2 separate regions of the Homo sapiens genome follow, and region 2 is linked to region 1. Evidence: chromatin loops called from intact Hi-C (ENCODE). Cell type or tissue: natural killer cell. All regions are shown on one strand. Links, peaks and the distances in the headings refer to the core of each region. The heading gives the core; the rest is flanking DNA. Region 1 overlaps MAD1L1 (mitotic arrest deficient 1 like 1). Region 2 overlaps MAD1L1 (mitotic arrest deficient 1 like 1).

Region 1 (15,676 bases), core at 2,777-10,776:
GGGCAAGTAAGGTGGGTGGGGGGGTGGGGTGGCAGGGGGGAGCGGGAGGCCGACAAGCAGGCATTGGTGATCCAAGCAGGGGCCTAGTATATCCTGTTTCTTCTGTAGTTTGGTGACCTAAGCCGGTTCAAGGCACTTTATCTTGGAAATGGACCCCTATTTACAGTATTTCCTTCAATGGCACAGCCCTGGGCATCCAGAGCCAGGGGCAGCCTGAGCCACCACAGGGCCTGTGAGGCCTCACCTTCCCCAGGGCCACCCTGGACGTCCCCCCACTAAGGGTGTAATCGCAGGGGGTGTCAGAAGTGGTGGCAGCTGGAGGGCTGTCTGGAAGTTTCCAACACTCCACAGGCCGAACCCCAGTGGCCTCCCCGCTTCACTGCTCTGCACTTGCTTCTCCCACGCCATCCGGGCACAGTTGTCCCTGTTGCCCTGACCCAGGGAGGAACAGCTCCTGAATCCTGGGCTAGGCTCGAGGTCACCATATCACGGCATAAACATCTGCTTCCCCAGGACCACCAGGCCCAGCCCTGTCCTCTCCCCAAATGGCCACACTGGCCACACTGCAGCACCACGCCTCAGCTCTGAGCAGCTTCAGGACATGCCTAGGGGCAGAGCCCCCACCCCTCCAAGGCCCTGGCAGAGCTCAGGAGAGGGTCACAGGTGACACTGCCAGCCACTCCTCATGCCAACCCCACGGTACCTGACAGCCCTTGGCATCTCCCACAGAGGAGTGCTCCGCTAGTGAGCTCCCGAGCACACGCCGTCTGCGCAGAACAGGGATGGTGGCCAGGCCCCATCAGGTGTTCACCAGTGCTGGCACCGCACTCACCCACACCCCTCACCTCATTCAAGCCTCAACAAGCTCCAAGGGCCGGCCACTGAGGACACCTTGGGGAAAGGGCTGGAAGCTGGAGCAGGGAAGCCGTAAGTGGTGCCTGCAGGGATGCCTGGCCCCCAGTCAGCAAGCAACGTGGGCACCAAGGAGCAGGGTTCAGGCTCTGCTCAGCCCAACACCCAGAAAGACGTTCAGCAGCTCTGACGCAGAGCCTCTGGTGGGCGGGCAGCAGCCCCGTGACCGCTCCCTGTACACCACGGCCCAGTTAAAACAAGATGACAGGTCCTAGGCTGAGGACAGGCCAGCGCGGCTCGGAGCCGCCCATCACCACAGATGTCACTCCTCCCATCGTCAGAAACTGGTCATAAAAAATAGATTTGATCTGCCTCTAACAGGTGCCAAGATAAAATCAATGGCCTGTCCAAAAACCCGGTAACCTCGAACCTGAGGGCTTCCTGCCATGCAGCAACTCAGGAGGATGAAAACCAAAGAGAAAGTACAATTAAAAGAACACAAACAGCAGTCCAGCCTCGCCACAGCAGATCCCGGGTGGGCATAGTGCAAATCTGCCCAGAGCCCACTCCACCGACACCAGGCGTGTGGGTGGTGCGGGCCGCAGAGGACTCCAGAGGCAGCCAGTGCAGGCCTGTCAGCGGCATGGCCTCCCTGCCAGGCAAGGGGGTGCACATGGGAGGGAGGAGAGTTCAGACAGACGAGCCAGAAAACGGGTGTTCTGTGGCAGCAGGAACCACGGTCGTTCACGACGCCCAAAGAAATGAGAGGCCCAGGCAGTGCCTCACCCAGAGGCTGCCCCGCCCTCACCTGCAGAGCTCGCCGCTCCAGCTGTGCCTCCAGCATCCTCTTTTCCTCCTCCAGCCGACTCCGCTCGCCTTCCAGCTCCTCGACCTTCAACCTGCAAGGACAGCAAGACGGTGACCAGGTGTCCGAGGCCAGCCATGCTGGGGAAGTCCCACCCTCTGGGTGATAAGGAGGTGAAAGGTTAGGAGACCCAGCTATACAGCTTTATTTCTAAATACATATCTGTGAAGCTCTCAGAGTCCAGCGATAACATCAAGAGAAAATTGGAAAACGACACAAGTACAGGATGGGGGAGTCCGTGGCGGCCCCTGCTCAGCTGGAGGAGCCTGTGCGGAGAAAGTCTCTGTCGACCACACCTTGGCTGGAAGCACAGAGGGAACCAGCCCGAGGCAGGACGCCTGGGAGTCAGTGTGTCCGTGTCCGTCAGCCACTCCCAGAGGGTGATGTGATGGCGGAGTGCAGGGGACACTGAGGGACAGGAAAGCAACCTCGGGACATCTTCAGAAATGAGGAAAAGACAGGAAAGGACTTCTACTGCGGGGTGTGGAAGAAGCTGATGACAGGGGACCACAGAGGCACAATTCAGATGAGAAACAAAAGCACGCTTCCAGGCGACCCATGGTGAGTTCCCTTCTCCACAGTGGGAATAGAATACAAAACAAACCTCCATGGCCGCAACCGGAATGGGGCCAGTTTTAGTTCACTGTAAAAAGCTGTCTAGTTTTGTCTTCATTTCTAGATCTAATATTTTGAATGGAAAACATATTCATGTGGTTTAAAAATAAAAAAAGTCTGTCAAGGCCTGTAGTGATGGAAAGATTACTCGACACCGCACAGGGACAGGAGCAGGGACAGCTATTCCAGCCTGAGAACTGCTCCAGGGCGTCCCAGCACACCACAACAGCAAGACCCGAGGAAACCCAACTCTTTCCAAGAAACCTAACTGCATCTCTGAAAAAAGATCAAGAAGATTGATACAAATGCAAAAACATCTAGAACACAACAAGCTAAAATTCACAATGCCTGCCATCCAGTCAAAGATTACCAGACATTTAAAGCAGCAGGAAGACACGGCCTATAATGAAGAGATTAACCAAACAACGAATACCTACCAAGACGCAGCATTGCACAGACGGCAACACTGGCAAACAGGGACATTTAGACAGTTGTTAAAACTACTGGAAAAATGCAACAGTTCAGACTCGGAAGAGACACAGGTAGAAGTGGAAACTACCTGTCAGATAAACATGCTGGATGGGATTAATGACAGATTAGAATCCGTAAGAGAAAAGTTTAATGTCCTCGAGGGCACAGCAATAGAAACTATCAAAAACAAAACACAGAGGCCAGGCACGGTGGCTCACGCCTGTAATCCCAGCACTTTGGGAGGCCAAGGCAGCTGGATCGCTTGAGGCCAGGAGTTCAAAACCAGCCTGGCCAACATGGCGTAACCCCTTCTCTACTAAAAATAAAAAAATTAGCCGGGCGTCGTGGTACACCCCTGTAGTCCCAGCTCCTCAGGAGGCTGAGGCATAAGAATCGCTTGAACCCAGGGGGTGGAGGCTGCAGTGAGCCAAGATCACCCCAGTGCACTCCAGCACTGACAGAGCGAGGCCCTGTCTCAAAAACAAATAAATAAGCAAACAAACACAGAGAGGAAAAGATTCCTGAAAAATGAAAAGAGAATCACTGAGCTGTGGGACAGCTTCATGAGGCATAAAATTCATGAACGAGAGTCCCCAAAAGAAAGAAGGCAGAGGAAGCGACGGGACAAATACTATAAGAAAGTTCCACTTTCAATGGAAAGGATAAAGCCACAGATGTAGAAAGCTCAACAGACACGAGGCAGCGCAAGGAACACAGGCCCAGGAAAGAAGACGCTGGCAGCCCCAGAGCACATCAGGACAAGCCTGCTCAGGACCACGGCACGGAAAACCATCTTAAAGGCAGAGGTGGTACCTACAGAGGCACAAGGCGGGGTTCTCATGAGAAACAGTGCAACGGAGAAAAGAGGAGGGAGAAATTTCTGAAATAACGAAAGAAATAAAAACCGCCACCTTAACGGTGAAAACATCTCCCAAAACAGAAGCAAATAAAGATGCCTTCAGATCAGACACGAAAGCTTAAAGAATTCATCATCAGCCGACCTGCTCTACAGAAATGTCAGGTAAGGCCTGCAGGTGAGGGAGGACGAGGGCGGGGCGGGGCAAATACACCCAGATCTGCACGGAGAACCAGGAGGGCTGGAACAGCAGCTGCATTTAGGGAGGATCTTTCTTACATTCAGGTCTCTTAAAAAAATTTAAATTATTAACTTTTTAAAGTGATTAATAGATTAAACAAAACTAATGAAAATATATTGGGGATTTAATATATAGAATAAATAAAATGTATGACAACAGTATAAAGGCTGGAGGAGAAAAACCAACACTGTGGCTGTAAGGTGATTATACTGTGTGTGAGAAGACGTAATATCACTTGAAGGTAGGCTGTGGTAAGTTAAAGATGTATACTATATACCCTACAGCAAGCCCTAAAATAACAAAGACTTATAGCTAAGATGCCAAAAAAGGAAATAAAACAAAATCAGAAAAATACCAAAGTGGATTGAAAAAAGGTAAAAAGAAAAAAAAAAAAGGAAACAGAAATGAAGAAGAGACAGATGAGTAGAAAACAGTCAAATGACAAGATCAAAACTAATTATATCATAAACAAATTAGATGTAAGTAGCCTAACTACCACAATTAAAAGGCAGACACTCAAACTGGATTAAAAAGCAACACCCAATCAGACACCGCTGACAATAATGCACTTTAAATACAAAGATGCAAAAAGACATAACATGCCATCACTAAGAAAACCAGCAAGAGAAAGCCAGAGACGCTACTAATACCAGAAATAGTAAATTTCAGAGCACATATTATTACCAAGAAGGTAACTTATAATAATAAAGAGATTGATTAATCAAAGGAAAATAATAATCCTAAACATGTGTGTGCTAATAAAAGAGCTGCAAAACAAATGAAGCAAAACCAGCCAGAAATGCAGGGAGAAATAGACGGGTCCTCAATGACAATCTGAGACTTCAGTATCCCTCTCTCAATAGCTGATAGAACAACGGGCAAAAAATCAGGAGGACAAGGACCACATGATCAGCCAACTTGACCTATTTCACCTGGATAAATGCTTCGACTCTTAAGAGCAGGAGACCCAGTCTTTTCAGGAGCACTTGAACTATGTACCAAGAAGACCTCATGCTAAACCATAAAAGAAGGCTCAGTCTATTTAGGAATTTCATAATTCTAACTATGTTATAGGACCATCATGGAATTAAACTAGCAATCAGCACCAGAAAGTCATCTGGAAAATACTACTGACAAAAGCATCCAACACCATGAAATACACAGAGATGGAACGGAACAGGCCAAGAAAAACCTGCACGTGACAAGCTCCGAGCACTGTGAAGAGAGCTCCAGGGCAACCTCCACACAGGGAGAGAGAGAGGCCTTGTCCACAGGCTGGGAGACTCTGGGTGTTGGGAACGCACTTCTCCCCCAAATTAATCCACAGAATCAGCAACCTCAGTCAAAATCCCACAGGCTTCTTTGTACAAATTGGCAAGCTGATTCTAAAATTCATATGGAGATGTAATGGACCTAGAATAGAGAAAACAACATTGACAATGAAAAAGGAGGGGCTACCTAATTTCACCAACTACGTTAAAGCCGTAGTAATCACAACAGTGCAGTACTGGTCTGCAAGACAGACAGACCGATCAAACAAAACAGAGTCCAGAAATAGGAGCACAAACACAACCAATTTTTGAAAAATATATGAAGGCAATTCAGCGTAGAAAGGACAAACTCTTCAACAAATGGTTCTGGAACAACTGGGTGTTCTTGGGGGAAATAAAGAATTAAAATCTTGTACAATAAATGAAAATCCTGCTCAATCCTGAACCAAAAGTTACAAAGTTATTAAAAGAAAATACAGGAGAAAATCTTGTAAATTTGGGACAGCCAAAGATTTCTTAGCTATGATACCTGATAGGGTTTGGCTGTGTCCCCACCCAAATCTCATCTTGAATTGTAGCTCCCATAATCCCCATGTGTTGCGGGAGGGATATGGTGGGAGATAATGAATCAGAGGGCAGTTTCCCCCATACCATTCTCGTGTGTTGTGGGAGGGACATGGTGGGATATAATGAATCACAGGGCGGTTTCCCCCATACCATTCTCGTGTGTTGTGGGAGGGACATGGTGGGAGATAATGAATCACAGGGCGGTTTCCCCCATACCATTCTCGTGTGTTGTGGCAGGGACGTGGTGGGAGATAATGAATCACAGGGTGGTTTCCCCCATACCATTCTCGTGTGTTGTGGGAGGCCTGTGGTGGGAGATAATGAATCACAGGGCGGTTTCCCCCATACCGTTCTCACGTGTTGTGGGAGTGATGTGGTGGGAGATAATGAATCATAGGGCGGTTTCCCCCATACCATTCTCATCTATTGTGGGAAGGACACGGTGGGAGATAATGAATCACAGGGATGGTTTCCCACATACCATTCTCGTGGTCGTGAATAAGTCTCACAAGATCTGATTTTATAAGGGGTTTCCCCTTTGGCTTGGCTCTCATTCTCTCTTGTCTGCCACCATGTAAGATGTGCCTTTTGCCTGCTGCCATGATTGTGAGGCCTCCCCAGCCATGTAGAACTGTGAGTCCATTCAATCTCTTTTTCTTTATAAATTACTCAGTCCGGGTATGTCTTTATCAGCAGCATGAAAATGGACTAATATCCAAAGGATCATATATAACAGAAAACATTGAAAAATTGGACTTTATCATAAAAAAACTTCTCTTCAAAATACCTGATGAAAGAACGAAAAGACAAGACACAGACTGGGAGAAAATATTTGGAAAGCAAATAATCTGATAAAGGCCTTGTATCCAGAACATATAAAGAGCTCTCCCAAACTCAACAGTAAGAAAAATAATCAAATTTTAAAATGGACAAAAAAACAGGTGCTTTACCAAAGAAGATCTACAGATGACAAGTGAGCTGAATGAAAAGATGTTCAACATCATTAGTCATTTGTGAAATAAAAAATAAAAGGCCACAGTGAGACATGACTGCCAACCTATTAGAAAGCCTAAATGAAAACCTTTAAAAAACTAGCCGGGTGTGGTGGTGCACACCTGTAGTCCCAGCTACTCAGGAGGCTGGGGTGGGAGGATCACTTGAGCCCAGGAGTCAGAGGCTGCAGGCAGCTATGATCCCACCACTGCACTCCAGCCTGGGCAACAGAGCAAGACCCTGTCTGTAAAAGAAACATTTAAAAAAATAAAAGAGGGACTAAGGAAAAAGACTGTGCTGCATGCTGGTGAGGAGAAGCTGCACACCAACTACTCTGGAAGACGGGCAACCTCGGAACACGTTACACACGTGACCGCCAGCCACTCCACACTAGGCGTTTACCTGAAAGAAAACGAAGTCGATTTCTACATGGGACTTTATTTATAATATCCAGCAGTTTCAGAATAGCCAAAAACCAGAAAAACTCCAAATGTCCATCGCAAGGGAACGTATAAACTGGTGTCTCCATACGACAGAACACAACTCAGCAGTGAAGACAACACAGCTGTGTGCACAGTGATCTCTCCCCCAACCAGCCATGCTGCGTGGAAGAAGCAAAAAGAGGGAGACCACATGCTCCAGGACCAACGCCATGCCCAGAAGACTCGACAGCCGCCCGCCAATCTACAGTGATGGAAAGCACGTCGGCGGGTTTGGGGTGGGGAGAGGAGGCAGGGAGGAGGGATTCCTGTCAAACAAGAGCACATGTCTGGGGGTCTTGAATATGAATGTGGTAACGGCTCCATGGGTGTATGTGTGTGTACATGCAAATTCACCACACTGCACTTGACATCGCGCAGCTTACTGCACACCAGTTATACCTCAGGAAAGCTGTAAAAACCATACTGTAGTGAATGACCTCTGACATCTGCTTCCTGCTTGTACGGCGCACCTGCAGGACATGCTTCCGGAGGCGAGGCTGCTGGCCAGGGGCAAGTGTCTCTGTCATCCCAGCAGACGCCGTGCGCTGCCCTCCCTGGGTGTCTGGGGCACTCCCACTCACACCAACATCCTGAGCATGGGCCTAGAAGGTACTTCTGCAGCAACAATGCTTCGCTCCTCTTGAGGCAGGGAGCGCCGGCAGGGGAGACATCTGAGCACAGCCCAGTGTCACCGTCTCTCGGCAGGGTGGCCGTGCAGTGTGAGACCTAGCACACACCTCCGGCACCAGCTGATGCCTCCTGGAGAGGTTTTGGGAGCCCCGCAAGTGCTGTGGCTTTACAAACAACCCCCTCAGTCTTCACATCAATCTAGCAGGGAAGTCCTGGTGCCTGAGTAAAGGGGAGACTGAGGCTCAGAAAGCCATCTGAGAGGCCCCTGATCACAGAGCTGGTAAGGGGCCTGGCCGAGGGCCCAGGGTGGGTGTTCCTGACCCTCGCCTCCCAGGGCTTCATAGGGGAGTGAACCTGCCCAAGGTGATGAGTGACGACATGGTGGGGGCCTCCAAGGCCATCTCCGAGAAGCTGCCTTCTGCAGGGGCTTCTTGACTTAGGGAGACGCTGGATGAAAAGGCCCCTTTTAAAATGATATTATGGATTCTGAAGGCTTGGGAGCAAAATGCTTTCAAGGGCTGAATTGGAATGAGCGCACGCGTGTAGCTGCAGCCATGTTAACAGAATGACCTGCGTGACCCACCCTCGCCGCCAGACAGCAAGCCCACATGCGGGCTCATTTGTGCACCGAAGGGGTGCGCTTTCTTCTGCTGCCCTCCTTTCAGACAAACTGCTACCGCACAGAGAGCGAGAAAGAGAACAAACGAATAAACAAGTTGGGGGGATGGTGCTCAAAAGCTCAGAATTCTGGTTTGCCTTCAAATGGCTCAAAGCAATCAGTTCTGGCATAAGCTTCTTGAAATTGACTTACTGCAACTTTTTTAAACACGAGGAGCGCTACATAAATTAGCTGCCAGCCTAGATCTTTCCTCGAGAAGATGACGCCAATCAAAGCAGGTGCCTGTCTCCGAGCGTGTGCGTGGAAAGCAGGTGGAGGGTAGCCGGGATCTTGCTTATAACAAACCCATCACACACGGGGGAAACTTTTGCAAGAAAAATGATTAGTTGTTTTTGCTGAACTAAAAGATGCATAATGGGGGCGGGAGGCCTGGGTGCCGCAGGTGAGGCTCCTGGGGCCTGGAGAGGGGACAGTAGGGAGACCCGAGGCCCAACGGGCAGACAGCATCCAGTCCAGGAAGCCCCTCACCCAGGCCAGCCTCCCACGGGTCCCAGACCCCTGCACTGCCCGCCAGCCCCTCCCCAGTGGGCCTTGACCACCACACTTCACATTTTACTTCTCTGTCCCCTTCATCAAATGGCTAGCTCCACGTTTCCAGCCCTGATCATGGTGTCTGGCTCACAGCAGGCATTGATGACCATTTCCCTTGAACAACGGGTGTGGGAACCCCACCAGAGAGGCTGGCGAGTGGGGTACGTAGGACCCCCAGCCCTGGAGATGGTCACACAAGGGTGGGTGGGGCCCAGCTTAACCCAACACTCGCTGCGTGTCCTGACACGGAGCACCTCGCCCCTCCAGGCTTGTTTGTCATAAAGAGAGCACGTGACAAAGCCGCGCAGACATGGCAGTGTGACGGGTGCCCACGCCTGCCCTTCCTCTCCCACAGACAGGGCTACAATGCCTGGACACGTGCCCGGCTCTGGAAGGCCCACCGCACTGGTGGGTAGGGAACATCGTGGCTCTTCTCTCGCATCCCCTGACCTCAACCTCGTGCCACCATCCAGGCAGTGGTGAGGCTGCTGTACCAGGAGCTCAAGGCGAAGTCCTCCAGCACTCACCTGGGGGCCGGAAAAGAAAGCCACTGAGCTTCAGGAGCGTGGGACCCTCCCTGCTCGGAGTATGGACTCCCCGGCCCCCGTGGCCCCTGCCTCTGCTCTTCGCACACTACCACGGGCTCAGCCCACAGGGCTGCAGTGGCGGCAGGGAGCCTGAGGCAGGAGCCGTGCTCTCTGTCTGAAGCTGCTGTCGTTCCAGATGGGCAGGACAAACTCTAGCTGCGTTTTCCTCCCTGTCCTCCCTCCTGCAGGGCCGGGCGTGGGCCCAACCTCCATGACACCAGCAAAGTGCAACAGACGGTGCGAAGAGAGCCCCACGTCCCTGGAGGACCACAAAGGGGAGACCCAGAAACGTGAAAGGACCCGAAGATCACAGAATGGAAGGACTGAAAAGCGTAGTCCTGGAGAGTTGGGGGGCATCCCTGGGTCGGCCCATGCCTGGGTCCCATCCACACTGGCATCTGAAGCCGGTGAGAGCTGAGGGCGTCCCTGGGTTGGCCTGTGCCTGGGTCCCATCCACACTGGCCTCTGAAGCTGATGATAGCTAAGCTGACAGGCACTGCCAATGTCCCAGGCCAAGGCCAGGAGCGCTGCCAAGGCTTCACAACCTGAACTGGGATGGGAACCGCGCCCCACAGAAGGTCGCTGGGACCTGGGCTAGAAACCACCCAGGTCGGCTCACTGCTAAACTAAAACACTCTCATTTCTCACAGGACTTAAACACAAAACCTCTTCTCACAATGCTCAGGACATAACCCCAAATTACTCGGCACATGAAGAACCACAGAGATTTCAAGTCAGCCTGGAGAGAGGCAGTTCCAGCTGCTGGGGCTGAGGAGATGGGGCTGGGTTATCTGGGAAGTGCGGCGGAGAGGGGCCACAAGACGGCCCATGCAGACGAGTGTGCACGCTCTCACAGCACACGGAAACCCAAAGGTCTCAGCAAATTCACAGAAAAGTGAATTGCTGAAAAAGTATTTAAGGAAATAAATGGCTGAAATATCCCAAACTTGGCAAAAAAAAAAAAAAAACAAAAAAAATCCCTAGAGATTCAAGAAGCTGAGCAAACTCCAAACAGAATAAACCCAAAGAAATCCACACCCAGACACATCCAAACGAAACTGCTGAAAACTGAAGGCAAAAAAAATGGTGAAAACAGAAAAAAACTGTGTGACCTCAAAGGGAACAGCGATTCGAGCGTCTGCAAATCTCTCCCCAGGCAGGAACCGCGGTGAGGAGGAGGAACGCCGCAATCGTGGCGTGCTGGGAGGCGAGGGCCGCGGGCCGCGCTGCGTGCGCAGGGCAGAGCTCCTTCAGGAACACGAGAGGAATAAAGACGGACCCACCCGAGGGAAACCGTGAGGAATCGTAGCCACCTGCTCTCCAGGAGAGGCTGCCGGAAATCCTTCAGAAGGAAAGAGGACATGAAGGATACCTGGAGCATCGACAATGAAGGAGGAACAGATGGCAGCTATCTGGGCTTACAGATAATACCCGGGTCTCTTACTGCCCTTTTCAAAACACTGTATGACTGAAAACAAAACCTGTGGCATTTCCATGTAGGTAGAGGGACAGCAGGAAGGGAGAGGGCAAGGGACCTGCCGGGAGGGGCTTCCAGGTGTGACTTCAAGTGGGATGAGGCTGATTCTCAGTAGGCAGTGATAAGTACTCTAATTCCCAGAGCAAACACTCAAAACATCAGACTGAGAAATAGTCAGATGCCCATCTGCTAAATTAAAATGAAATACTAAAAACCATTCAAGTAACTCAACAGAAAGCAGGAAGCATGAAAAGGAAAAACAAAAATGGAGGAGACACACAAACAAATAATAAAATGGTAGCAATGAAAAGACAGAGATTGCCATGATGGTTTAGAAACTGACCCGATGACATCATGTATACAGAAACTCAAAGAACGGGTACAGGTACGCTGCAAGTAAAAGGACAGAAATATTTACAGCACGCAAACACTACGGTAAAGGCAGCTGGCGGGAGGGTGTAGAAGCAGTGCCGTCCCAGGAGCCACAGGCATACCCAGACCCTGACCTGGGCTGCTCAGGACTGTGCTGCCAAGAGAAGGCTCCGGGCTCCCTGGAGGAACGGATGATTGGAAAGCTGGGGCAGAGGACACGAGGTGAGTCTGGAGCACCCTGTGGTGCCAGAGAGTGAGGAAGGGCTCAGAAAACCCAATGACGGGGCACAGCAGGGCGCGGCCGGCCGCGGGGAGATCACGCAGCGAAACAAGTCCCGCTGCATGCACCGGATCAGAACACAGAGCACACGGCAAACACCCTCCAGTCCACACTGCTGGCAATAAACAAGTTCCGGTGCGTGCACCAGATCAGAACACAGAGCACGCGGGAAACTCCCTCCAGTCCACACTGCTGGTAATAAACAAGTCCTGGTGCGTGCACCAGATCAGAACACAGAGCACGTGGCAAACTCCCTCCAGTCCACACTGCTGGTAATAAATGAAGAAGTGAATAAATGGGGAAGAGGAGACACCTCCCTCACAGAACTCCACATCATACATGTAGAACTCATCCCTCCAGAGGGGGAGCGTCGCCTGTGCCCTGAGGGATTCGCTTCCAAGGAAGAGACTGGAGAAAGTGCAAACAGCTTCGCGGACGAGGCACCCGGCAGAGCACGCCTCAATCCGGCGGTCAGGTCCACCGTCGACGCCTCAGTCCGGCGGTCAGGTCCACCGTCAACACCAGCGGTCTTGTCCACATCAACGCCTCAGTCCAGCGGTCAGGTCCACTGTCAACGCCTCAGTCTGGTGGTCAGGTCAACCGTCCACACCTCAGTCCAGTGGTCAGGTCCACTGTCAATGCCTCAGTCCAGCGGTCAGGTCCACTGTCCATGCCTCAGTCCGGCGATCAGGTCCACCGTCAACGCCAGCAGTCATGTCCACCATCAATGCCTCAGTCCAGCGGTCAGGTCCACTGTCCATGCCTCAGTCCGGCGGTCAGGTCCACCGTCAATGCCAGCGGTCATGTCCACCATCAACGCCTCAGTCCAGCGGTCAGGTCCACTGTCCACGCCTCAGTCCGGCAGTCAGGTCCGCTGTCAACGCCTCAGTCCAGCGGTCAGGTCCACCTGCTGTTGCGTGGATGTCAGGGGCTCCCTGATGGGACGTGGTGAGAAAGGACTTGTCGTCTGTGATCTTCCTTCCAAAAACCACCATCTCAGGTTAACAATGAAACACATCACACAAGCTCGCTTCGGGGGCGTTCTAGGGACTCCTAAACATACTGAGGTCAGGAGAAGCGAGGAAAGACAAAACTGTCACCGACCAGCGGCAGAAGAGATGTGACGACTAAAATCAACACGGTGCCCTGGCTGCAACATGCAGGAAAGCCTGGTGGATCCAAACAAGGGCTGGAGACAGGCCCAGAGTCACACGCCGGTGACGAGCACCATGGCAGCGTGAGATGTCAACAGCGAGAGAAACCGGGTGAAGAGGGTATGAGAACTCTCCGTCCAATTTCCGCAACTTGCCTATTGAATCTGGTAAACAGTGTGGCAATTCCATCTTTTCAAAAAATCGACTGTTGGCCAGGTGTGGTGGCTCCCGCCTGTAATCCCAGCACTTTGGGAGGCCGAGGTGAGTGGATCACCTGAGGTCAGCAGTTTAAGACCAGCCTGGCCAACGTGATGAAACCCCATCTGTATTAAAAATACAAAAATTAGCCAGGCATGGTGGCACATGATTGTAATCACAGCTACTCGGGAGGCTGAGGCAGGATTCACTTGAACCCGGGAGGCAGAGGTTGCAGTGAGCCAAGATGGTGCCACTACACTCCAGCCTGGGTGACAGAGCGAAACTCCACCTCAAAAATAATAAATAAATAAATAAAACAAAAAACCTATAGCTTATGTCAATCTCAATGGTGAAAGGCTAAAAGCTTTTCCCCTAAATCAGGAACAAGACAAGAATGTCTGCTTTTGCTGCTTCTATTCAACATAGCCAGAACAATTAGTCAAGAAAAAGAAATAAATTGTATCCAAATTGGAAAAGAAAAAGTGAAACTACTTCTCTCTCTTTGCAGATGCCAGGCTACAGAAAACCCTAAAGAAGCTGCAAATAACCTGTTCTAGTCAATAAACAAAATCAGCAAAGTTGCAAAATACAAAGTCAACACACAAAAGATCAGTTGTATTTCCCTGTATTAGGAACAAGCAATCTGACAAGGAAATCAAGAAAACAATTCCATTCATAACAGCATCAAAAAGAACAAAACACTCTGCAATACATTTACCCAAGGAGGCATAAGATTTGTACCCTAAAAACTGCCAAACATTGCTAAAAGAAATGGAAGAAAACCTAAGTAAATGTAAAGCCATCTGTGTCAGGGAGAAGAAGACTGCCCACTGTTTACCCGTCAGCGGAGTCAAACCCCCTGAAAAAGAACCACCACCAGGGAGACTCATAGCTCCTGACCTCAAAATTTATGAGAAAGCTACCTAAGTGAAAAAGGAACTGACTTTTATACACAAACAACCTGGATGGATCTCGCTCGAGGGCGTTGTGCTGAATGAAAGGAGCCAGTCTCAAAAGACTGCATGTTGTAGGACTGGGCTGGAAAAAGCCGAGCCGCAGAGTTGAGCAGACATGTGCAGCTGCCGGGAGGTCCCTGTGTGGCTGGGTGAATGGAAAGGGGGACCATGGAGGATTCCTGAAGGGTTGATGTTATTTTGCACTCTGATTACAGGGTGATTAGAGTTCATAGAGCTGTATCCTATAAGAAAAAAGTTAATTTTACTATATAATTTTAATTTTTACTTTTTTTTTTTTTTTTTTTTTTGAGACAGTCTCACTCTGTTACCCAGGTTGGAGTGCAGTGGCACGATCTCGGCTCACTGCAACCTCCACCTCCCAGGTTCAAGTGATCCTCGTGTCTCAACCTCCCAAGTAGCTGGAATTACAGGCACGCGCCACCACGCCCAGCTAAGTTTTCCATTTTTAGTAGAGACGGGGTTTCGCTATGTTGGCCAGGCTGGTCTCAATCTCCTGACCTCAGGTGATCTGCCGGCCTTGGTCTTTCAAAGTGCTGAGATAAAAGGCGTGAGCCACCATGCCCAGCCTATTATATAATTTTAAAAGTAAAAAATTTAAACACCTGCTGGGCTGTGTCCTATATCTTACTGTGGTGGCTGCATGCTTGTGCATACATCTATTGAGACGTGACGGTGGCATCTGGTGGGGGAATGGTGGTAGAATTGTAGATCATTGCTGGCATTCTTTAGAACTGCAGGCATGTGGTGGTAAGAAGTGCATCCACTTTTATTTACTTATTGTTTTAAAACTCTGAAGATAATGTAGCCTCTATGACCTGCTCCCCGGATAAGGGTACCACCGCCCGCCCTTGGTACTCGCCGACCATGAACTCAGGTTTAAATGAATCCCTTCCATTGTGTGCGAGTTGCGCTAATACAGTAGATATCCTTAAACTCCTTCTCAGGCCTGCAGTTAGAATTCAGTAGTGTGGAGATGCATGCAGTGCCACCCGGGGCCCACAGCCAGCCCTTCGGTGTGCGAGTTCCACCTCAATACAGTGAATATCCTTAAACCCCGTCTCAGGCCCGCAGTTAGAACTCGATCAACGTGGAGATGCACGCAGTGCCATGCGGGGCCCACAGTGAGCCCCGCACAAACATCACTTGCCTCTCACTGCAATCATGGCCACCGCTGCTGCTGGGGGCTGTTGCCGTCACCAGTAAGAAACACAAGCGATGGGATTTCTCAGTGCAGCCAGGCTCCTACAGGCTACAGTTGGTCTTTCCAGACACACAGAATTCTCTCGCACAGAAGTCAAAACATGGCCAACAGTTCACCTTCATTCTCACTAGGTGAAAACGCGAAACCACTCAAGCTCCAAAAGGGGTTAATCAACTATACATTAAGACTTACAAAAACCTATAAAAACATGGGGAAGTGTTTATGTTATAATATATAGTGGAGAAACAGGATGCAAATGATGTGTGTTTCACTTAAAATATATATTATATAAACGGAAAAATCATCAAAGACTTCAGTTAAAGACGGTAGCTTGAACACGTGCACTTAAGTGTAATCTCTCTCAAAATCCCGGTAAA
Region 2 (15,676 bases), core at 4,678-12,677, 87 kb after region 1:
CTTCCTGAAGCCTGAGCTACAGCACCCCCAGAGTTCCTGTCGGAAAAAGCTCAAGGCTGTCAGGAGGATTTGCCCTTGGTTCTACCACACCTGACAACAGGCCCCTGCCCTGCCTCCCCTTCCTAGCACAGTTACTTCAGAAAATCCGAGCTGACAACTGTGAATCCTTCCTCAGTCCCTTGGAGACACACATGCCCGCACCTCCTACAGCTCTGGGATGTCCTTCTCAAGGACCGAGAGCCAACCCTTTGGAACGTAATCATCAGGAAAACAGGCCTGTCTCCTAGTCTGGGGCTGGGGAAGGGGAGCAGGAGCCCATCCCTGCCAGCCCCAACCTGCCAGCTCGTAGCAGAGTCAGCTCATCACATTCATGCTACCCAACCCTCTTGCTGCTTTCTGTAATTTTTCACTTCCCTGACTCCATTTGGGCACCTGTTCCCCACACTCCCTTTAAAATGCCCAGTCACATCTGCACAAACCTGAAAGGAGCTCAGCTCTGTCCCCTGCTGTCAGCAGCGACTGAATAAAATCTGTTTTCTCCACTTTAACTTACATCCAGCTGCATATACCTTTGACATGGGTCACGACTGACGCTTGACATGAGTTGAATGAAACCAGATGAGGAAGAGCTTTGAAGGCATACCATCAGGTGTCAGGTCACTAACCCTCTCTTTGCCCGAGAGGAGTAGAAAACTCCACAAGACAGTCTCACTTCCACGCTGCAAAAATGTCAACTCTCACCATGGCAGCCCACAGGGGGGAGGGATACTGAACACAAAACTCACTCAGGTGCCTGCTTTGGCCTGGCCACGCTGCACCCAGCTCCCCGCAGCACCTCCTGCTCTGTTCCAGAGAGGCGAGCAGAGCCTGCATCCTACCCAGCCAAGGCCAGAGAGAACTAGCTCCCTGGGAAAGCAGCAAGGGACCATCCAAGAAAGACTTAGACACACACACGCACACGGACATGCACACAGACACACAGATGCACGTACACACATATGTACACACACATCCACACACGCACATGTGCACACACACACGCAGACACACATGCACACGGACATGCAGACATGCACACACATATGTACACACATACACATGCACACACACACGCACATGGACACAGACACGCACACAGACGTGCACACACAAGCGCATGCGCACACGTACACAGACACACATACGCACATGCACACACACGCGCACATGGACACAGACACACGCAGATGTGCACAGACACACAGGCACACGGACACACGCACAGACACACACATGGGCACACAGGCACAAGGGCATGCACACGGCATTCCTAACTGCCACCACCGACCTTTTCACACTCCAGCCACCCCAGAACCCTGGCGTTTAGAATCTGCAGCTAAAATACACCCAATGATGGTATCAACGTTCATTTATTCATTCAACAAATACTTGGCGATATGGTTTGGATGTCTGCTCCCTCCAAATCTCAGGTTGAAAAATGTTTCCCAAAGGTGGAGGTGGGGCCTGGTGGGAGGTGTTGGATTATGAGGGCGGATCCCTCACGAATGGCCCAGAGCCATCCCGAGTGAGGAGTGTTGTTGGAAAGATTCTGGAACCTCAAGTGTCTCTCTTGCTCCTGCTCTTGCCATGTGACGTGCCTGCTCCTTGCCTTCTGCCATGATCAGAAGCTTCCTGGTACCTCAGCAGAAGCAGATGCCGGCGCTGTGCTTCCTGTACAGTCCGCAGAATGACCCAGCCTCAGGGATTCCTTTATAGAGACACAAGAACGGACTAATACACCTGAGGAGCCTTCACGCACACACATGTCCACGTCCACGTCCACGTCCACATCCACGTCCACGTCCACATCAAGGCAGTGCTGCTGAGGGCCAGAGGACGCTGCCACAGGCCGACCCCGTGAAGCTGAAAGTCACCTTCGCCAAGAAGGATGGGCTTCTGGAAAACACAGCCCTGCACTTAGAAACTTCAGACCCTACTCTCCACAATCTCTTTATTTATAAAATTGCTTATGCGAAGATATTTCCACGCAGAATGCATTCAATTATGCAGTGTAAGGGGGGGCCTGAATGGAGAACATCCAAGTCAGCCACGAAGACACTTCAGGAAATACAAGAAAACGACCCTGCCACTGACTTTCGAATGTGTCTGCATCCACGCCCCTGTCCCATCGGAGGGGCACAGGGTAATACATAGCACTGCGCTCCCCTCCTTCTCCTGTGGTTCCCCTCCTGACAGCGCAGTGCAGTGCGGCAGACACCCCTCATCCTCGGTGTCAGGGCAGCATTAGCATGTAAATAGCTGGCAGACACAAGGACGTGAAAGCAAGGAAGAGCTCTTTAATTAACTTTAATCCTCCAAAAATCCATGCTGCAATCTGTTCTGACAATCCCACGCTCCTTAGGAGGCCCTCGGCACGACCTGGCACATCCTGTGGGCTGGAGGTGGCCGGAATGGGCGGGCTTGGGAACGTGATGCCCGGGTACCGTGCCTACAAGGACGCTGGGTCATGACTGTTCTCTGGAGGCTACGGGTGCCCTGCAGAGTGGAGGCACGCGGAGGGCCTGGGGGGGCTGGGGATCCAGACTGGCTGAGCGCCTGTTTCCCACCACAAACAGCCCTGCGGAGTGCCAGCCTTTTTCTCGAGAGTGGGGGCAGCACCACCCCAGGCCTCCTGCCAGGCCCCAGGGAGCCCTGAGGCAGGGGCCTCTGCCCATTCTCTCCTCCCAACACCCCGCACTGCCCAACATAGACATAAGCTGGGCCCAGGGCTACTGAACAGGGCCAGGGAGGGCCGGGCAAAGCCTGCCCCTGGAACGTGGCAGACCTCACCGTGCAGGAACAGGGTGTGGGTGGCGGCCGCGGGCTCGGACGTGACTCAAGCACAGATGGGTGCCCGTCCCGTCAAGAGAGCACACGCAATGGACGGCGGCAGCAATGCTCCAGCAACCACAGCAAAGGCCTGATGGAGAGAGGAGGGGAGACAGCAGCATGGGAGGACGAGCTGCCTAGAGCTGGCGGCCACAATGCGCCGCAGGAAGGGGAGCAGCCAACGGTCTGGAATAAAAATCATAGCGAATGCTCACAGGACAGAGGCAGCTACTACAGGTCCTGATCCAAGGGTCACTCTTGCTCATTCCTCCCAACTTGTTCAGTCCGCCAACAACACTGTGAGGACACGCTGGGACAATCTCCGCTCTCTCCAGCAACGAAACTGAGACACAGACGAATGACTTCGGCTGGGTTCCACACAGCCAGCACCTGGGACCAGGATTTGAACTCACGCACCCAGGCTCCTGAGAGGACGCTCCTGCCACAAAGCACCTCAGGTGTGAGAGGCCAAAGAGAAGCTGCCCGGCGCACGTGGAAGAAGGTGGGGACGCTGTGAACACACTGGGAACAGTGCTTTAGAAACAGCAGCAGTGAATCCCAGAGGAGCCCGCAGCATGTGTGAGATGATAACACAATTTCCCAAATGGTTCAGCAGGGCACAGAACCAGCACGGGGGTGCGGCCGGGAGGTCTGGGTCCTGAGTACACATGAAGTCCCCAGGCGATCGACCACACAAGCCTCTCCACTGCTCCAGCCTCGGTTTCTCTTCCTGTACAGCGAGGGCGACTCAGCACAGCCCACGTGTTTCCCGCTCAGCTTTGTGAGATTCAGTGAGGATGACAAGAACTGGAACTGGAGTCCCAGCTCAGTGAGACAGACCCCAAGAAATGGAGGCCATCAGTATGGCGTAGTCCCCCGGGGCGTGGACACCCTCTCAGCTCCTGTGCCAGTGGTGTAGACAGGGGAGCCCAGGGGAGGCAACAGCATGAACAAAACCCGAGCCCCGGGCCAGGCCTGTCACCTCCCCACTCTGATGAGCAGCAGCAACCATTCTCCGCACTTCACAGAGGAAGCAGAGGCTCTGACAGGGGCCACACGCCCAAGCCACACGGCCGCAGAGGCACGATCTGAGCCAGGGCGCCCTGACGGCAAGCCCCGGCCTCTGATCACCTCCCAGGGTGAAGCCATTCAGCAAGGGAGCTGCTGCCACCAGGGGCCAGAAAGGACATGAAAGGCTCCGGCCTCCCACCCGGCCTCCACACCCCTCTCTGCTCCAGGCCAGGAGCACCAGCCCGTGTCTCAGTGGCTGTGAATCCCTGTAAGAGTCCCCTGTATCCCTGTGAGAGCCCCCGTATCCCTGTGAGAGTCCTCGTATCCCTGTGTCCCCGTGAGATACCCCACGTCCCTATGAGAGTCCCCCATGTCCCTGTGAGAGTCTCTGTGTCCCTGTGAGAGTGACTCCCAGCCCTCAGGCTGCCGGGTGCCCTCTCAGGTGCCTCTCATGGCCAGCCCAGCACTCTGCGTGTACATAGCACTATCCCTCTCGGGAGCCCGCAGGGTCACACCAGCCTGGCTTACACAGAAATAAATTGTGCTTCTGTAACCAGCAATATTTCTTTAACTGGAGGTTAATAAAAATCACCGTTGGAGGCTAACCAGTGGATCTAATTTATTTAGAGACTTTTCTGAAGCTGTGGATAAAGCCCTTTATTAAAGCTTAGTACAGCACCTGACGATGCCCTGGAAAAGCGACAGTCGCTTAGTGGGATTTGGAGGCCGTGGAGCAAAGTGAAAAGTCTAACAGGATTCCTTGAAGGAAGGAGAGTGGGGTGGGGGAGGGGAGCGGGACATGGGAGCCAATTTCTCACCTGAGGAGCCCAGCCTCAGCCAGACAGCACTTCAGGGCCCGTCCCAGGCCTTCCCTAAGCCTCGGAGCACATGGTGAGCCCCAAGTAGTCCTTAAATCCAAACGTTCTGCCGAGGGCCCCCCATGGAGCTGAGCCATCATCTTTAGGAGACATGGCACACGTCCCCTGCACCACAGGCCGCCACAGCCCTGCTCCCTGAGGGCCTGCCCATGACAGAGGCGGCAGTGGAGGCCCTGTAAGGGAAGGACTTCCTGGGGAAGACCAGCTGAGTGCTGCAGTGGCCACCTCGGCTGCCTCTAGGGAGTCAAGGAGGGTCCCATGTAAGCCCCAGGCCGAGCCCTGCAATCAGTGCCTCTCCTGGGATGCGGGTGGTGGCGCAGGCCCCACGCCCCAGGTGGACTGAAGCCCCGCCCTCCCTACAGAGGGGAGTCCCATCCCTTTCCAGGCCTGCACTCACAGGCACCCTATGTCCCTGTCCTCAGCTGGACGGCAGCGCAGGCAAATAAGATCGCCTTTCAATGTGCACAGAAATACAAGACCCCTTTCAGCCACCAAAGGCCCCCACAACCTCAGGGCCGTCCAGCGAGCTAGGAAACCCATGTTGTCCTCCTCCTCCCAGGCCCGGCGCCCGTGCCCACCCAACCCTCCCCTCCAGACAGGCTCCGGCTGGGGCACTGCCCATGAAATGATTTCGACACACAGAAGCTCACTTAAAACTTCTAGTCTACAAGAGGTGAAAACTTTGGAAGGGTGAAGTTCAAGAACTGTGCAAATCCTCTTATTTTTCTGGAGACGGAACTCTGCGTGGCGATCATCTCCTCAGCTGCTAAACCCCTTCCAGATCAGAAGCGACACAAACCCCGCCTCACCCGCCTGCCCTACACTAAGCCGTGAGGACGTCTTAGTGTAGGAAAGGGGTGAGCGCTGCCCGCCTGTGCCCAAGGGGCCACATTCAACCAAGGGTGGGAAAAGAGGTGAGTCCTTTCCAGACCATCTGTCCCCACTGAAGATTCCGTAAGCTCCTAGGTGGAGGGCTAGACCTTGCCCAGACAGGAGCCTCAGGTCTAAGGAGGAGGAGCAGCGCTCCCTGTGCCCACACGCACAGTGCCCGGCCCCCTGTCCCAGGTGCTACCTCTGCACCACACGCTGCGCACACAACACCCCCTGGGCTGAGCGCACCCACTCACAGACGACAAAGGAAACTGGAGGATCAGTAATGAATGGCCACCAGCGCGCACATCCATGCCCCAATGCCAGCTCCCGGGTTGAACTCCTGGGTTGAACTGTTTACTGCGTGCCACCCTCCTGGGCAAACAGTCTTCGGCTAAGGCCCTCCCTTCCCAGATTCTCAGGTTCTACAAGTCAGTGTCTTTCCTCCGTTCACCCCAGCTCCCCAGGGCTGCTGATGAGCTGACCTAAGGCAAAGCAGGCAATGAGAACTGTGGAAAGGGACCCTGAGACACCGCTTGCTCTGAGCCGCAGCTGCGTAACAAGCTGCAGAAAACCCACCGGCACGAGGAAACCCTGGGGGCCTGTCTGCAGACCGTGCCGATGATTGCTTCCGTCTGGAAGAACCTCCCTTCCTCCCCTTGGTGTTTTATTGGGGGCAGTTTAGCTCTTTATGGGTGAAGTTAACCAAAAGAATATTAACTCCATTCTACACTCCCTGCATCTGACTGTTTTCCATTTGATGATGGATGATGTTTAATACCTCCCAGTCTGAGCACACTCTGGGTCTGTAAATACAGATCCTGCTTTATTGCTGTTTAATAACTATCACAATGGTTGGGGCTGGCCTTGTCTGCTGGGCTTAATGTTCCATGAGGGTCTCGTGGGAAAAGAAGCCAAAATGCATAAAAGAACCAGTGTTCCAGAATGGTAAGCACAGATGCACACACATGTGCGCACACAGCACTCACACATGTGCATGCTCAGACACATGCACACACAGAGCTCACACAGCACAGACATGCACACTCACATGCATACAGAGAGCTGCCTCTGCAGACACATGCACACTCACACACGTGCACTCACATATGCAGAGAGCTGACTCCACAGACACATGCACAATCACACACGTGCACTCACGTGCACACAGCTCACCAGTACAGATACATGCACACTCATGCTCAATGCACAGTTCACACAGATGTGCATGCACAGCTCACAAAGCACACGTGCACACTCACATGATCACATGTGCACACAGAACTCACACAGCACAACATACATGCGCACACAAGTACACACGTATGGACACACACATACACAGCACTCAACACAGATATGCACACACGTCTCCTACACAGAGCTCATGCAGCACAGACACGCACACAGTAATGCTCATGTGTGCATGCATGCACACTGAGCACCGACACGGGTGTGTTCATGAACACCCGGGTGCACGCATGTGCACACTGACGCACACGCGTGCTCTCAGACACCATGCTCCAGCACCCTAGTCGGGCAGCGGGGTAGGTGTAGAGGGACTCGGAGAATGAGCAGCTACCTGGGCTGCGAATCCTGCCTGTTCACCCAGGCAAGTTCCTTCATCTCATCCAACGACAAATTCCTGTTGCACAAACACGGGATTTCCAAATCTGAGCTCAGAATTCTCCAAGTGAGTTTTAAGTGAGATGATTAGAGGGATGTTAATGAAATGAGAAGTTACTCTGACGAATGCCAGCAGTGACCGCTATACATCGAATGCCCACTCACTGCAGGTCCCATGCCAGGTATTTAACATAGGATTTGTCAGGAAATAAATTTGATGAATGGTAATAAGCATCAACCACACTGCATAAGGCCTGGCACAGGGCAGGCAGGTGGGTCAGCCAGGAAGGGGCTGTCCCATAGGATGTTGAGTGATGGCCAAAAAGTCCCCCTCCGCCCCTCTGTGAAGAACCTCCTCCAAGACGAATGCAGAAAACCGCACTCAGCTGAACGGAGCTGTGATGGGAGCCTCCCGAGCCTGGCTGAGCCCCCTGTGCCACACCCCTCCAGCTTCAGGTGCTCTCCCCACTCCACAGTGACTCACAAGCCACCACTCCCACTTCCCCAAGCCAGCGCCAGGCCTTCTCGAGGCGAAGAGCTGTGCCGATTGTCACACTTGCCTGTGTCCAGCCACTGACCGCGTCAACCATGCTGCCATTTTCATCAGGGTCCCATCTTATTTTTAATGTGATTTTGTGTAGCAGGGTGACTTTTAGGAACACACATCACCTTAGAATAGAACTAACCATATGTTTGTTGAGTGAGTTGATGATGAACTACCTCACACATATATTTGAACATTACAATTTAAAAATATTTTCAAAGCATTCCCTCATGTAATCTGTGAATCGGCTCCCCGTGCAGATGGGGTGAGGCGTGCATGCTTCATTCTTCCAGAGAGGAAGCAAAGGCAAAGAGAGGGAAAGGGAGCTGGCGCCAGGCACAAGTGAGAGAGTGACAGAGCTCAGGTTCTAACAGGTTTTCTGATTCCAGCTCCTAGGCTTCCTCCCCCTAGAAGAGAGGAATTCCAGCAGGGCTGGCCTCAGGCCTCCACCTCCCTTCCCGGTGCCCCGCCCAGGGTCAGACCCTCTCCCTGCACAGTGGGGGCCCCCACTCCATGGCCTCTGCTGACTCGGAGCCGACTCAGTAGGTGGCTCATGCCCACCATGGGTGGCAAAAGGCTCGGGGGCAGCTCACCAGCTCACGGGCCTTCTGATGGCACTCAAGAAATTTAGTTTAAACACACACAGATTTTCAAAGAGGCGGTAGGAGGAAGGACTCACCTAGTCCGCCCAGGGGCCTCCTGCAGAAGCAAGATCTGTGCCTGGACCTCACAGACACCTGGGTCCAGCAGCATCCCCATGTCTTGCTGGAGGGCAGGAGCCACCCAAGGGGCACTGGGCACTGCCTGGCGTGGGTGGCCAGACTCGCTTCATCAGCACCAGTGTCCAGGAGGACTATCGAGCACTGTAATTCCCAGGGCACCTCATCCAATGTCTGCAGGCACCAGACCACAGGTTCACAGGGCACCTCATCCAACATCTGCTGGCACCATCTGCGGGCACCAGACCACACGTTCACAGGGCACCTCACCCAACGTCTGCAGGCACCAGACCACACGTTCACAGGGCACCTCACCCAACATCTGCGGACACCAGACCACACGTTCACAAGGAACCTCACCCAACGTCTGCGGGCACCAGACCACACGTTCACAGGGCACCTCACCCAGCGTCTGCGGACACCAGACCACACGTTCACGGGGCACCTCACCCAGCGTCTGCGGGCACCAGACCACACGTTCACGGGGCACCTCACCCAGCGTCTGCGGGCACCAGACCACACGTTCATGGGGCACCTCACCCAGCGTCTGCGGGCACCAGACCACACGTTCACGGGGCACCTCACCCAGCGTCTGCGGGCACCAGACCACACGTTCACGGGGCACCTCACCCAGCATCTGCGGGCATCACCGCCCCTTCCACCTGTTGCACTCCTACGAGAGCTAAGCCAGGTATGAGGCCAGACCAGAAACCAGAGACCAGGATGGAACCTCACGCGCCTGCTGGAAGCAGGGAATCCCCTAGCCAGTGCCTCAGACCCATGTCCACACCCACACGGGCAGACGGAAGCACCAGGCTGAGGGTGGTGAGCCAGGGGGTTCCTGGGCCGCCTCCACTCTGGCTGGTGTCAGGCTGTGGCTTGACCTTTCTGGCAGCTCCGTTGAAGCACCCACAGAACCATGGAGACCACAAGCCAACAGTGGCCTATCACCGGCCTGGAGAAAGTCCAGACACTTCACACCTTCTGACTGAGGCCAGGGACCTCTCCCAGGACCATGGACACAGGGACCCAGGCACCCACCCAGACTGTGGTGCAGGGAACTTACAAGGCTCTTGGGTGTGCCGTGACACCAAGGACAACTGAAGGGGCAGAGGCTGCGGAGGGAGCAGCCCAGTACCCCCGAGGGCGGCTCAGTCCTCAGCAGGCCCACCCACCTGTGCCTCACAGGCCAGGAGCAAACACACCTGTGCGGAACGGCCAGGTGAGGCTGGCTGTCACCTTTAACATCTCTGAATGTCTCCAGGAGGGGCCTAGAGAGGGTTCAGACACCACCACCAGGATGCTGCAGCTATTTTTAGTAGAAAGACTCAAGAGGCTTCCTTGGCAGGGAACCATGCCTTTGAGCATGACCATCAATTTTCACCTGCAGCTAACTTCCTTTCCTTTCAAGATCAAGGTTATTCAAAGATTTGGATTTCTTCGAAACTGAGTTTAAAGAGAGCATGTTTCTCTACCAAACAGGATAGGGGATTTTAAAGCACAAACAAGGACAATGTCAGGCCAAAGCCTGGGTAGGCAGGACAAGGTTCCGGGCCTGGTCCCTCCAGCCCTTCCCAGACACCCTGCAGGCCCTGCTTGTGTCCCCCCGAGGCTGGGCTAAAGCCACCTGTGCCAGCTGGATGATGCCTGGCCTGGGCACTGGAGGAGCCTCCCTGGGCTCCTCTCTAAGCCTCGGTCTCTCTGGTATAAACCTCCAAAGCTGAGGGGGACTGGGAATTCCACAGCCTCTCTCCTAGCAGGACACTCCAGGTTTCTCGTCCATAACCCACGTGGTGCTGTGGAGCCTTGGCCTACAGGACAGAAGGGGCTCCTGGGATCTGGATGAAGTGGTGGCGAGGGGGGCGCTGACCTTGTCCTTCAGGAAGAGCCACGTGGCTCAGCAGGCAAGATCCAAGACGTTTCAACGTGGTATGTTAGAAACTCACACTTAATGCAGAAAAGCCCAGGAACGAGACATTGAAACCGCACATGAAGACTGGGCCTTCCCTGCATCCGCCGGGTCACCTTGCTGTCCCCCACCTCCCCCACCCCCCCACCAGCTGCCCTGCGCCTGCCGGGTCACCTCGCTGTCCCCTACCTCCCCCAACCCCCCACCAGCTGCGCTGTGCCTACTGGGTCACCTTGCTTTCCACCCCCCACCACCCCCACCAGCTGCCCTGCGCCCGCCAGGTCACCTTGCTGTCCACCCCCCAACCCCATCCCCCACCAGCTGCCTGGGGCCCCTGAGGGCTCCTCAGAGCCATGGACAAGCTGAGCAGCAGGTGCCGTGTCAGGCTATACCACATGGGGTGCCAGAAACTGATTTCACTGGGAAGTCTTTTGTTAGGAGTACTCCAAGGGCAAGCGTCCTCTGGGAAGCGTGTTGGGAATGGATGTTTACAGGGGCGTCAGGCAGGGAAACAGCCAGGCGGAAAGACAACCATTCATGCAGAGTCAACACCTGTGCACCCCCTGCATTCCACGAAGGAGCCCCCGGCAGGCCAAGACCCACGCTCCGCACACATCAGAGAGGAGGGGCTGGCCTCAGAGAAGCGAGAGCAGGAGCAGGGTGACCACGGACAAGGGCAGAACCCTATCGTCCTCGCCACGCGCACAGCCACAGCTCCGCCACAGCCAGCCATGGCATGACTCCATATGCCAACAGGCTTCCCTGGCCCCTTCATGTGAGCAACAGAGCACAGGCAGCGGCGTAGTAGGAGCCCCAGGCCTGCCGCCACCACAGTTGGTAACAGCCTCAGGAAGACCACACAGACAGAATGCCCAACAGACAGCAAGCAACAGCACCCAGGAGGGCGCCGGACAGCTCACTAGGGCCCAGGCACAGCAGGCAGGGAGGGCGCCGGACAGCTCACTAGGGCCCAGGCACAGCAGGCAGGGAGGGGGCTGGACACTCACTGGGGCCCGGGCACGGTGCCCAGGGAGGGCACCTGACAGCTCCCTGGGGCCTAGGTATACAGTGGAAACCCTACTTACGTTTATAAGTCCTTATATCTTACAAATAAATGGGTGTGTTCATTATTGGCCGCAGGTCATACCTATCCTTTTTAAACAAATATGCACGTATCAGTGTGCAAATTCCACAGTTTTTATAAAGGGGTACACCATCAAAATAAACCTGGAGCAAACAGCTGGGACACAGCTACGGCAGCTGGCATGGGCATGGCCCTGGCGCCACAGACTGCTGCCCGGAACAGACAGAGGAACCGGGAGGGAGCTGGGGCCCCAGCCTGGAGCATGGGGGAGGGAGGCGCTGGACCTCCGGGGCCATGGGGAGATAGGAAGCCATGTGTCCCCAGCAGGACATGTGGGAGGAGGAAATCCAGAAGGGAGAGCTGCCCCAAGTCCCGGGACAGCGGAGGCTCCTCCACCAGCCTGAGGAGGGAACGGGTGGGTGCCGCCTCCAGTGCCTGCATCTGAAGGCCGAGCCGTCCCTGCCCTGGCACCTGCTCCCAGCCACTGCCTACCCTCCTGCTCTGCCACTGACAGCTACACGTCTTGCGACTTTGGTTGTTGGGAAAGTTGAAAGCAAGTAACACCCTCTTCCACATTGCTGACATTAGCTCAGGCATCAGAAGCAGAAGCCTCGGGATCTGCTACCTGGTAGCAGGCCCTTCCTGAAAACCGGTGAGTTTGGGGGCCGCGGAGGCCCATGCAGACGGTGAGGCTGGGACCAAGAGTCCTCCGGGCGGGGGCAGAGCACAGGGCAGGTGAGGCAGAGGCAGGAGAGCTGCTCCCTGGCCACTCCAAAGGCCTCAGCACCTCCTGTAGGTGAAGGAGTCCAATATTCACCAGGCATTTACTCAGAGCCTGCTGTATGCAAGGAACTGTGCCAGCCGCCGGTGAACAAGGGAGAAAAGGGCCTGCCTCAATGCTATGAGCCGGACGCCGGGGATGATCTGGGTTCCGGGAAGTAGAGAAGCTGTGTGAAGGCCCCAAGGCCCTGGCGGGCGGCAGGAAAGCAACGGGGAAGCAGAGGAGGCTGCAGAGGTGGGGCCCATCTTCCCCGCACAGCACGTTCCAGCCAGGGCCTGGGGACACGGGTTATGGGGGTGCCCCAGGCCAACAGGGTACAGGGCCAGGGACAGCCCCTGGGTGAAGCCAGGGAGCCTGTGACCCAGGCCCTGCATTCTGGGCTGCAGGTTTCAGTAGGCTCCTGTGACCGAGCTCTCCAAGTGTGATTTGCCACCATTAAGTGGACGCAGGCCATGACTCCTCAAAAAAGAAAGTAGACCTGGCTTCCACAGTGCTCCAGGGGCACCCGATTCTAGCCACCCTCAACACGGAGACCCGAGGAGACAGCCTTATCTCAGCAGCACCATCCAGAAATGCCCTCATCGGGGTTTCTGATGACACACCTGCCACCAGCACCCTTCTGCAGAGGGAGGCAGGGCGGGAGGGGTCAGGGCTGCACCCGGGTGCCCGCAGACAGGGCACTCCCACCAGGGCCAGAGCCCACGAGCACTGCTGCTCCCAGCCCACCTCCCCCAACACAGTGCTGTGGCCATCTCCTCAAATCTCCCTGAAAGGGCCAGGAGTTCCACAGCCTCACCTGGAACTGTCCAGAAAGTCCCACCCATGGGCGGGTGGGGACAGGACTGTGGTCTTTTCAAAGAGCCAAGAGTAAAGATGGGTGACCTGAATCCAGTGTAACGCAGCCTCCAAACTCCACGCACCTGAGGCAGAGACGGCGGTCGGGCGCACGTGGAGGGCTCGGGCTGGTGGAGGCGGTCCACGCTCCCACAACCCAACCTTCATCATCTTCACACTGGAGACGGGTAAAATGCATTGTTTTGATTTCACCGTATTTCCTAAAATTGCTTTTCTCCCTGGAATTTTTTTCTGCCACAGCCAGGTCCAGCTCCCTCTCGGAGGGAGAGTGCAGCAGTGTCTGTGACAAGGTTGGCTTTCTAATAACTGTGCAAATGGCTTTGTCCCATAACAAAGTGGACATTCTTTCCTGAATGGATGTAATAGAAATGTCAGTCTAGAAAGGTAATGGGAAAGGGCGATATATTAACACCTGGAAATTAAATTCCAAAGCCGAGAGAACCCTGCTTATCTGTGGAGGGAAGAGGCCCTCTCACTGAGCAGAGCAAACACGACCCTGGAAGCCGGGCTGGCCAGCGTCTCAGGGCCCCTCCTGCAGGCTTTGCACCGATCCAGGTGTACGTGGAGGGATGTGCTTTAAGTATGAACAAAGCAAGGTCTGAAGCTGAACTTGAGCTGCGCTCGGCTGGGCCGTGCCCTCGCAGTGATGGGAGAGCGGGGAACACATGCGGTACTCAGGGCTGCTCCTTGGACATCCCCAGAGGCTAAAGCCCAGGAGACAAGATGGGTTGCATGGGTCACAGTAGCAGGAGGAGCCGAGCGGTGGGGCCGGGACTCAGGGACGACGGCAGGGCCCGAACTCCATCTGTCCTGTGTTCACGTACACAGTGCAGAGCTTGTCACAAAGGGCGGGGGCAGCAGAGACAGAGGAAGCGGGGCCAAGCCTCCCTCCAGGCACTAGGCAGGCAGCACAGCGAGGCGGTGCGTGCCACGACAGCACCAGGCAGAGGCACGCCACAAACCCTGACAGAAAGCAGGGAGTGAATGAGCACACGCCAGGACGTGTGTCCTCTCGGAGGCAGACAGTGAGGACAGCAGGTAGGCAGTGGTCTTCAGAGGGAGCTGGGGGTGAGCCAGGCCTAGGGCCAGTCAGCAGCATCCACATCAGCTGTGTGACCCGGCCCCTGTGGCCCGCATCGTAGGGCACGATCCAGGCCTCTGCCACCCCTGACAGAACTGGCCCGGAGCAGCACAGGAGCGCCACCAGGGAACCGGTGAGACATGGGGACCGCAGGCTGCACCCCAGAGCTACCAAGTCACACTCAGATTTCCACGATCTCTACAAAAACACAAAAGAATTAGATGGGCACGGTGGTGGCACCTGAAGTCCCAGCTACTCGGGAGGCTGAGGCAGGAGAATCACCGGAGCCTGCGATGTCGAGGCTGCAGTGAGCCGAGACCACACTACTGTACTCCAGCCTGGGTGACACAGAGAGACCCTGTCTCAAAAAAAAAAAAAAAAAAAAAATCTAGGACCAGGCACAGTGGCTCACAGCTGTAATCCCAGCACTTTGGGAGGCTGAGGTGGGTGGATCACTTGAGGTCAGGAGTTCGAGACCAGCCTGACCAATATGGCAAAACCCCGTCTCTACTACAAATACATAAATTAGCTGGACATGGTGGCAGGCGCCTGTAATCCCAGCTACTCGGGAGGCTGAGGCTGGAGAATCGCTTGAACCCAGGAGGCAGAGGTTGCAGTGAGCTGAGATCATGCCACTGCACTCCAGCCTGAGTGACAGGGCAAGACTCCATCTCAAAAATAAATAAATAAATAAATAAAAAACACAAATCTAGCATCAAGGCTGGCCGCATGGCCTGGGCAGTCTCTATGCCACTCTTAAGCCTCGACTTGCTGGGCTAAAACGGGGCCACAGAGCTGACCCCCCGACGCCTCAGCGGGCGCCACAGGGAACATGATGACTGTCTGACACAAACCCCTGGAGGGTCACAGAGGATGATGCTTTCCAGATGACACAGCAGGTACTGGGTGTTATAAATACTCCCTTCAGTGCTACCTAAGACCAAAAATTTTCAGTATTAAAAAAGAAAGAGCAAGAGAAATCGTGCCGATCATGAAGCCTCAGACCTAAAGAGGGGTGTGGAGCAGAAGAGACGGCGATCAGAAGCAGCATGGGGCTCGCGCAGGCTCTTCTGTGGGAGGGATGGAGGCCCTCTGCTCTGCTCTGCTCTGCTCTGCTCTAGGGAAAGAGGGCTAGATCTCACACCCTCAGGGGAGGGAGGAGCACACAGCCAGATTTAGGCTCCCACTGGGGCAGAGGAAGAAACCACAGAATGGCTATCCAGGAAAGACGTGGAAGGAAGTACAAGACTGGCTCCACGACCCATCTGCAAAGCGACCCAGGAGATACCCACGTGAGCGAGGGCGGTGCTCACCTCGAACCAAGGCCCACCACAGAGCTCCCACGGGCTCCCACCCAGCGCCCATTATCACAGAGGGGTGAAGGACAAGTCCTACTCAACACTAGAACCAGGACAAGGAGTTGGTGTGGCTCCAAGAGGCAGCCCAGGGG

The links. A loop is a pair of places that touch in the nucleus more often than their neighbours do. Peaks named below come from ENCODE experiments on the same cell type or tissue, not always from the same donor. Only the 100,000 strongest peaks of a DNase experiment are listed, where the experiment ranks them.
Region 2: it touches region 1 in a loop (12-fold over the local background); 2 of 110 quality-filtered maps call a loop at or near these places.

The regions. Positions count from the first base shown.
Region 1 is chr7:1,955,969-1,971,644 of GRCh38, forward strand. It overlaps MAD1L1 (mitotic arrest deficient 1 like 1), which reads right to left. Exons shown (of 19, transcript NM_001013836.2): 16 at 1,661-1,751. Among named protein-coding and RNA genes, the nearest start is that of MIR4655, 120 kb to the left of the region's middle. RefSeq lists enhancers at 1,857-2,537, 5,333-6,532. In natural killer cell, for the core only: no CTCF peak of the experiment used is centred there; a DNase peak (open chromatin) is centred at 6,103; H3K27ac peaks cover 393 bases.
Region 2 is chr7:2,041,079-2,056,754 of GRCh38, forward strand. All of the region lies in intron 12 of MAD1L1 (mitotic arrest deficient 1 like 1), which reads right to left. Among named protein-coding and RNA genes, the nearest start is that of SNORA114, 40 kb to the right of the region's middle. RefSeq lists enhancers at 8,388-8,991, 14,050-14,565, 15,054-15,607, 15,608-15,676. In natural killer cell, for the core only: no CTCF peak of the experiment used is centred there; DNase peaks (open chromatin) are centred at 8,813 and 9,313; H3K27ac peaks cover 1,082 bases.